Linked DNA regions of Homo sapiens: region 1 is linked to region 2. A link is a contact called in ENCODE Hi-C or POLR2A ChIA-PET data. All regions are on one chromosome and are shown on one strand. Each heading gives the region's core, a stretch centred on a gene start or an enhancer-like site at or near the end of the contact. The rest is flanking DNA. Distances are from core to core; before and after follow the strand shown.

Region 1 (4,276 bases), core at 1,681-4,180, 33 kb before region 2:
AGCCACACTTCATCGCCCTGAGCACTGGTGCAGGGTGGGAGGTGGAGGGGTGAAATGATCAACCTCACCCCCACCTGCTAACTAAACCTCTTAATATCACCCACAGCAGTCCGCCCATTGGAAACAACTCAGTACTGCCAAGCTGCTGGTCTTGCCCCTGGAGTCCAGCGAAGGCCTTATCCAGCAGGCTGGTGTCTTCCACTATCTCACTAGCAAGGCCTTCCTTAGCTTTAAGCTTGTCCTTCCTTTACTCCCGGACTCCTAGAGGATGAAGGAGAACCGGATCCCCGCTCCAGGGGAGCGCATGATCAATTCCTTCCTTCACACTGAGCGCCTCAGTCCAACCCCACTCCTGTCATCCCCCCTTCCCTGGAGCATGGTGGAGCAGGATCCCCATTGGCAATGCCAGACTTGGCTTCCTGGCACTAATCCTGCTGGCTGAGGCACCCAGCTCATAAGGATATTAGTCTTTCCCTTAGTTCCTGTCTCTGGCTGTCAGGGAACCTGACAGGTAGGGGTGGAAAAAGTGCAGTGGATTCTAGATCCAGCTTTGCTGTGTGACCCCAAGTGTGTCACTTCTCCTCTCTGGGCCTCCAGTGCTCCAACAATAAGGAAATAGCCAAGGAGTTCCTTCCAGCTGGTATCCTGGGATTGTTCCTCCAGCAAGGGTTCCAGTCTCCTAGCATGGTGGTTGTGGCTCCCTTCATCCTGCCTGATTCTGAAGCCAGGGGCTACTCTAGCACTCTGAGCCTTGACACGTCCCTCCTCCTGTGCCAGGGCAGAGCCCTGGGGGTGGGGAGTGGCAAGGAAGAGATAATTCTGGAGGTGGAAAAGACACTGACCTTGGCAAGTTCCAGAACCTGCGTGGGTGCCGGTTGCTTCCAAATGTGGGCTGGAAAAGAAGTGGGAGCTACTGAGGCCCTCCCCTTCTGTTTCCCTGAGTGGCACCTAAAGGAGTGCCCCAGACCTGTCAGACCCCAGAGCCTGCAGGGGAATCTGCATTAGAAGAAGGGAGGGGGTAGTGTTTGGAGTTCTACAGGCTAGTGGGTGAGGGCCAATCTTGCCCTACTGACACTCAGGCTAGGCAGCCACTCAAAAGGGAAACAAGCTCTCAGGAGAGAGGACCCTTAAGCACTGCCCTTGGGTGGAAACAGGATTGCCTTGGGACATCTGGAGGCTCAACAGCAGGAAGGTTCTCTGGACCCTCCATCATCAGCACAGCCCTCCTCCTACCTTCTCCTGGGGCAAAGCCGGTTCCTGGCCTTTATCCCTGATGAAGCCTTGAGTGTGTGTGTGTCGGGCAGAATTCTGTCTACCCTTCGACTGGGAGCTCCAGGAAGACAGGGCTGTGCCTCTTGGACTCTCTTGGGTATCCCTGGTGCACAGTCCAATGTTTGGCACAAAGTTAACACTCAGTATGTATCTATTGAACGGATGTCTTTGGACACTCTCAGTGGACTAGAGGTCTGGGATTCATCCCTCATCTTTTCTTCCTGCCAGTCATCCTGCTTGGCCCAGTGTGACTGCCGCCTTCTGGGCAAGCCCTCCAGTGGAGCCCTCTGTTTAGATCTCACACCCTACACTCCGCTGCCCCCGTCCAGTGCTCGCCCTCCTCCCCCGCAGCCACCCGCTCCCGGAGTGGCATCAGCGCAGAGCCGCGGCCTTGCCTGGCGGTGCGTCCTGCCCTCTGCAGCCCGGGAGGGCAGGCGCAGCAGAGTCCCGCGCGCAGTGGGTTCTCAGCTCACCTGGGGGCGGAGGAAGTGAGCAAGAGTCCTCCAGACTGGGGCCAGGGGGCCAAGGCAGTCCTGGGAAAGGGGGTCTGGGGCGGCCCGCGGACGGGGCGGGCCCAGGCCGGCTGCCTTCCCCTTTGCCCTTCGACCCAGGAAGCCGCCCACATCCAGCGGACACGCTCGACGGGCTGGGCTGCTCAGTCCCGGCCTCGGCCCCGTCCCCATGCCGTCCCCCACCCCTACCCGCCGGCCCGACCCCCACCCCAACCCCAGCTTCCCGCTCCGACGGCCGGGAGAGGCGGGGCGGACGGGTCTGAGAGTGGCGAAGGACACTCTCCACACCGAGGGTCACTTGCTCTTTTTTCCCCTCTGTGGCTAATTTATTTTAGAGCCAGGGGCGGGAGGGGGCGGGGCCAGCCGGGAGGGTGGCAAGGAGGGGCTGGGCGAGCCCAGGGGAGGTGGGGGCGGGGCGGGGGCGAGGTGGGGGAGGGCGGGGAAGAAGCCGGGGGTGGAGGGGCCAGAGAAGGGGCGGGAGCTGGGGGAAGAGAGGGGCACTAGGAGAGGGAGGAGCAGGGAAAGGGGAGGGGAGGGAGGGCCTGCGAGGGAGGGCCCTGGGGGCGGGCGAGGGGAGGCGGGGGTGGGGGTGGGGGTCTTTCCTGCGGGGGGAGCCGGGGCCGCCCCTTGTCCGGCCACCCCCACTGCCCAGTCCCGCTCCCGCCCGCGGCGGCCGCAGCAGCCGCAGCAGCAGCGGCTCCAGGATGGTGAGCGCCACTGCCCCCCAGCCCAGGCCTGTCGCCCCCGGCCCGCGCCGCCGCCCCGGTCCCCGGGCCGGACGCGCCCCCAGGCCGCGCACACTCACCTAGGACCCGGCCGTGATGCCGAGGTACGGGGCCGCGGGCGGGCCGGGATGGGGCGGGGGGAGGTGACCGTTCGGTCAGGGTGTCCGGAGCTTTGTCCGCCGGCCCGGGGCCGGAGAGGGCCGAGAGGGCGGGGGCTGCTAGTCGCGGGGTTCAGCTCGGCGGGGGTCGGAGGGCAGGGCCGGCGAGAGACCCTAGCGGGTACGTGGGAGCCGAGGGTCACTTCTCGGGGGGAGGGGGCGGGCAGAGCAGGGGATAGCCGCCCGGCCGCCGACGGGCACCCGTCTCGCAGCCCCCTCTGGTGCGGGGGCTGCAGCGAAAGCGAGCAGCCGGCTCGGGGGCGTCTGCTGGCCTGGGGGTGGGGAGCCAAGGTTTGCGGGTTCGGGTCCCAGAAGGATCCAGCGTCCGGAGCCCGAGGGCCGGCCCGCAGGCCCCTCCCACTCCGTCAGGTCTTTGTCCAGCGGCCCCTGTGTGTGTGTGTGGGAGGGGTGGGGGCTGGGTTACTGGCCCGGAGATTCCCCAGCATGGTGACGGGGCAGTGACAGGAGGCCGAGGCTACTTAGGGTCCCCGCGCCCCTAACACCCACCCTCTTCATGTCTTCTCCTCTGGCCCGGGAGAACAGAGCCCGCGTCTCAGAGTCAGGGGGTTGTAGGAGGCTGTACTCACCTTCACCCTGGGGCTACAGGCAACAAGGGGGACCCCCGGAGCGCCCAGCTCTCCAGAGAGGGCCCCTCAAACTTCCCCACCGCAAGAGCCCTCTCCTGTTCTACACAGAGATTCGCATGCTAGCAACCCCCCCGCCGCTGCAGAGGGTCCTTCGCAGATTGCTGAGCACCCTGTAGGTGATCAGCAAATGCTGGTGCCCTTCCCCAGCCCCGCTGGTCCCCCTGCCCCCGCCAGAGGAGGAGGCCTGGGAAGGGGTCTGCGCGGGGCAGAGAGCGCGCGGCCTGGACCCTGCGCCCAGCGGCGGCCCGGAGCGCAGGGGTGGGTGGACGGGTGGGTGGGCTGTTAAAGGGACGGTCACTAAATCAGGATTAGGCCGTAGGGCTGTCAGGCTGCCGGCCCTGTCTCCATGGATACCTAATTTGGAGGAGAATAGAGGACTGAAGAATGTTTGTGTTGTCCGCACGGGCTGTGGCGGCGGAGCGGTCTCCTGCTTTCCGCCCGGCAGCGAGGAGTGGGGACCCGGTTCCAGCCCAACTCTGGGCTTACGGCGCAGGTGGGCTTCCCGGTTCCTGGGCCGTGGGGCCTCCCCTGTGGAGCCGCCCAGTCTCTGGAGTGGGCTGGGCCCGCAGATGCCACGGTGCGAAACCCTCTGACCCTGCAGAGGGAGTCCCAGACCCTCCCGGAGCCTACCCCGAAATCCCATAGCATCCTCCTAAAGCCTCCCCGAGCCTCTCAGTCCGGAACCGACGCCATTCCCCGCTGTGCCTGAGCCCCCAAGGACGGGCGCGCCGGGCTGCCCGGTGCTGTGGTGCCGCCGCCACCCAGCTGTGGGACGCGGGTACCGGGCGGCCGCGCGAGCTGCGGGCAGGGGGCGGGGCGGGACTTCCTGGGGTGGGCGAGGAAAGGGGCGGGGCTTGCTGGGGTGGCTGGGCTGGACGGGTGACAGGCCTCGTAAATCCCCTTTCCCATGTTTAACACCATTTCATTTCTTTCCACTTGATTCCATTGGCATCCAAGGCAGA
Region 2 (4,294 bases), core at 748-3,247:
CTAGGTGGGAAAAGCTCAGAAATTGATCATTTAAAAATACAACTGGATAAAGCTGCTGGGGATGGGGGACCACATCAAAGTAGTCTTTATATTCATACACCTAGTGCAATTATCTGGTACATACAAGACATTGAATAGATGTTTCTTGAATAAATCCTCTAATTTCCAGATGAGTGCCCTGGTGGAGGATGCACAGGTTATCTTAAGAATGCCAAGAAATGGCTGGGGGCGCGGTGGCTCACGTCTGTAATCCCAGCACTTTGGGAGGCCAAGGTGGACGGATCACTTGAGGTCAGGAGTTTGAGACCAGCCTGGTCAACATGGTGAAACCTAGTCTCTACTAAAAATACAAAAATTAGCTGGGCATGGTGGTGCACACCTGTAGTCCAAGCTACTTGGGAGGTTGAGGCACGAGAATCACTTGGACCTGGGAGACAGAGGTTGCAGTGAGCCGAGATCATGCCGCTGCACTCCAACTTGGGTGACAGAGGGAGATTCTGATACAAAACAAAACAAAACAAACAAACAATGCCCAGAAAAGATCCTGACTTGTGGTGGTCTTGGTGGGGTGTCAGGAAAACTTCCTACCCAGGAGGGGAGGGGGATAGCTGGGCAAAGTATGGAGGCTGGAAACTGCATCTTACGTGCTGTGCCACGAGTCTTGTTGTGTTACAAGATAGTGAGGGCAGGAATTGGAGGAGTGAGGCTGGAGGAGTCAGCGGGGACCTCACTATGGAGGGCCTTCCATGCCCTGCTAGGAGCTGGGGCTCTATGATGAAGCCTTTGTGGGAGTTTAGGGGGCCGAGGACAGGACTGATTTGCAAGTTAAGAATTCACACAATGGCCCTGCCTTGTGGCTCATGCCTGTAATCCTTGCGCTTTGGGAGGCTGAGGCAGGAGGATCCCTTGAGCCCAGGAGTTCCGAGACCAGCCTGGGCAGCAGCAGGAGACCCTGTCTCTTAAAAAAACAAAAAATTCACACATTGACTCAACAAATCTTTACTGAACACTTATTATGCTCTAGTTGCCATGGGGACAATGTATGGACCTTGCAGTCTAGTTGGCGGAGACAGTAAAAAGGCCGAGCTGCAGTGTGCTGTGGGGCAGATAGGAGGAGTCCCTAATGGGGACACCACTAAGGGGTGTGACTCGGAGTCAGGGAGGGCTTCCCAAAGGCGCCTGACAGCAGGAGGAGTGCAGGCCGCGATCAGAAGGAGAGCCAGAGCCAAGCTTCCTTGGGGGAAATGGAATAAGTGCAGGTAGGCAGGGCCCCAGTGTTGGGGGGCAAGGATGGGGGCTGGAGGACCAGCAAGAGAGGAGGAGGGTCTGGACTTGCACTGGAGTGGGAGAATGGGATGATGGATTCATTTAATAAATACTAAACTTTAGTATTTGGTAGACAAGAGGAGAATTTAGGAATTGAGGCCAGGCATGGTGGCTCATTCCTGTCATCACAGCACTTTGGGAGGTGGTGGCAGAGGCGGAGGCTGGAGCTGGAGACCAGCCTGCGCAACACAGCAAGACCCCTATCTGCACAAAAGAAAATAAAAAAAGAGAATGTAGGAATTGATTGAATATCGAAGTTAATGGAGAGCAAGGGGTCTAGGGCTTTTCGTAAAGGGGAACGGTTGGGGAGTACATGAATTAGAAGAGATGTTGGTAACTTGTTCAGTTTGAGGTATTAGTGGCTATTAGGAGGCCTAGGGCAGGAGCTACAATGTAAAAGCCCAGAATCCTAGCCTCCTGGGGGGCTGAGAACCCCCTTCCTGGGTGTTGCAAGCCCTCTTACCCCAGTTCCTGAGTTTCGTGAGACCCTCCAACAAGTGCCATGTCGGAGTCCCCGTCTCCGTCGCTGGGTGTTGGCAGCCCCCTTGTCCCCAGTCCCCTCCTCCACTAGGCTTCCCGACTGTTCGGAGCCTCCTCCCTCCCACAATCCGCGGGCGTTCGGAACCCCTCCCCCATCACCGGCGCGGAGCCCGTCCACGTCCCCGTCCCCGCACAGTCCTCGGTCCCTGGTTCCCGCCAGGGATGGCGGCGCGGACTCTGGCGAGCGCCTTGGTCCTCACGCTCTGGGTTTGGGCGCTGGCTCCGGCGGGGGCCGTGGACGCTATGGGCCCTCACGCAGCCGTCCGTCTGGCCGAGCTGCTGACCCCGGAGGAGTGCGGCCATTTCCGGTCGCTCCTGGAGGCGCCCGAGCCCGACGTGGAGGCCGAGTTGTCCCGGCTTTCTGAAGACCGGCTGGCGCGGCCTGAGCCGCTCAACACCACGTCGGGGTCTCCGAGCCGGCGGCGGCGGCGAGAGGCGGCCGAGGACCCGGCGGGCAGGGTAGCCGGGCCTGGAGAGGTGTCCGACGGCTGCCGGGAGGCGCTGGCGGCCTGGCTGGCCCCCCAGGCCGCGTCCCTGTCCTGGGACCGCCTGGCTCGGGCCCTGCGGCGCAGCGGCCGCCCGGACGTGGCCAGGGAGCTGGGCAAGAACCTCCACCAGCAGGCGACGCTGCAGCTGCGCAAGTTCGGGCAGCGCTTCCTGCCGCGGCCCGGCGCCGCCGCCCGCGTGCCCTTTGCCCCGGCCCCGCGCCCCCGGCGCGCCGCGGTCCCCGCGCCGGACTGGGACGCCCTGCAGCTGATCGTGGAGCGCCTGCCGCAGCCCCTGTACGAGCGGAGCCCCATGGGTTGGGCGGGGCCGCTGGCGCTCGGCCTCCTCACCGGCTTCGTGGGGGCGCTGGGCACCGGGGCGCTGGTCGTCCTGCTCACGCTATGGATCACTGGCGGCGACGGCGACCGGGCGTCGCCCGGCAGCCCCGGCCCGCTCGCCACAGTGCAGGGCTGGTGGGAAACAAAGCTGCTCCTTCCTAAAGAGCGGCGCGCGCCCCCGGGGGCCTGGGCTGCAGATGGGCCAGATTCTCCCTCACCTCACAGTGCCCTTGCCCTCAGCTGTAAAATGGGAGCACAGTCTTGGGGCAGTGGTGCTTTGGACGGTTTATAAACGTTAAGAAATACCGAAAGAGCAGAGAGTTTGTTAATCCGTTGGAAAGGAGCAGCAAAGCCCGTGGGACTGCCGGTGGAAGAGGGGCTCAGGTACCAGGCTCCCAGGGTGGCAGGTGCACCGCCCAATTCTTGTCAGCTTAGCTTTTTTTTTTTTTTTTAAGAAGGAGCCTCGCTCTGTTGCCCAGGCTGGAGGGCAGTGGTGCGATCTCTGCTCACTGCAACCTCTGCCTCCGGGGTTCAAGGATTCAAGCGATTCTCCTGCCTCAGCCTCCCGAGTAGCTGGGACTACAGGTGTGCGCAGCCACGCCCCGCTAATTTTTGTGTTTTTAGTAGAGACGGGGTTTCGCCTTGTTGGCCAAGTTGGTCTCCAACTCCTGGGCTCAAGTGATCCGCCTGCCTGGGCCTCCCAGAGTGCTGGGATTACAGGCGTGAGCCACTGCGCCAGGCAGATTCCTTCTTATCTTGCAATTATTCTTCCACGAAGAGTTACCACTTATTGCGCACTGTGTGCCAGGCCTCATGCTAACTAGTTACATACATTATTTGATGTACTCTTCAAAACTCAAGGAGGAAGGTATTGTCTCCATCACACATGCGGAAACTCGGCCACAGCTAGTTAGTGGCATAGTCACGTTCTCGAACCTACGGCCGTCTGACCTGAAAGTTTGAGCTCCAGAAGGAAAGGTGTGTGCGCAATAAGGGGCTTGAAAAACGTGATGGGGACCAGAACAAGATGTGCAGCTCCCCCTCGGGGCTACTCTGGGGCTCTGCTGGAGTGTGCAGAGGCAGCACCACTAGAGAGGGGTGTGCCCACGTGCAGGGCGCCGCCTCCAAGGTGCTGCCCCCCGCCAGGCAAGGCCTCCTGACATGCTGAGTGGAGTCCCAAACCTTTCCCACACACCTGGGAGTGGCTAGGGCACTGCCTGCCCAGCTAAGGGGCTGAGCCGCGGTGAGCCCTTACGCAGACTTCTGTCCCCGCCACGGGACAGAGTGGGGTCCTGCGAGGTGGTGGTGCCTGTCCACCTTGGGCTTCAGTGTGAGGGCAATGACAGAATGACAGGCCAGTCCAAGAGGAGAGTTGAAAACAAGATTGACGTAACCCTTTATTGCAAATTCTAAAGTAAAAAGATGTACAGTACAAAGTAAAATTGAAATTTCATACTATAAACTTCCAATCCACTTACACATTCTCATTTCTCAAGCATTTCTGCCATTTCCGCATAAACAGAACAGGGAACAAGTCGAGGAGGTGAGGGAAGGAGATACAGCAAGGGGAAAAAATTGTCTTGAATAATCACAAACCCCAGAAG

What was found. A loop is a pair of places that touch in the nucleus more often than their neighbours do. ChIA-PET counts read pairs that join two places held with the same protein, here RNA polymerase II (POLR2A). Pooled maps may share reads with other maps.
Region 1: a loop to region 2 is called in a map of uterus, with 6 times the contacts of the local background. The contact joins the promoter of FIGNL2-DT here to the promoter of TMDD1 in region 2. A Hi-C loop is called at or near these places in 5 of 168 maps with a recorded cell type or tissue (Caco-2, breast epithelium, mesothelial cell of epicardium and 2 more) and 6 of 50 pooled maps. POLR2A ChIA-PET finds 5 or more read pairs at or near these places in 9 of 52 experiments (H1, HepG2, K562 and 4 more).

Annotation. Positions count from the first base shown.
Region 1 is chr12:51,846,877-51,851,152 of GRCh38, reverse strand. FIGNL2-DT (FIGNL2 divergent transcript) reads right to left here and starts at 2,930. Exons shown (of 3, transcript NR_135803.1): 1 at 2,590-2,930; 2 at 843-892. It overlaps FIGNL2 (fidgetin like 2), which reads left to right and starts at 2,435. Exons shown (of 2, transcript NM_001384995.1): 1 at 2,435-2,613. RefSeq lists enhancers at 2,211-3,202, 3,401-4,109.
Region 2 is chr12:51,812,628-51,816,921 of GRCh38, reverse strand. TMDD1 (transmembrane and death domain 1) reads left to right here and starts at 1,997. Exons shown (of 1, transcript NM_001386737.1): 1 at 1,997-3,001. The coding sequence starts at 2,029. The coding sequence ends at 2,982. It overlaps SCN8A (sodium voltage-gated channel alpha subunit 8), which reads right to left. Exons shown (of 27, transcript NM_001330260.2): 27 at 4,058-4,294. RefSeq lists an enhancer at 1,798-2,297 and a silencer at 2,406-2,485.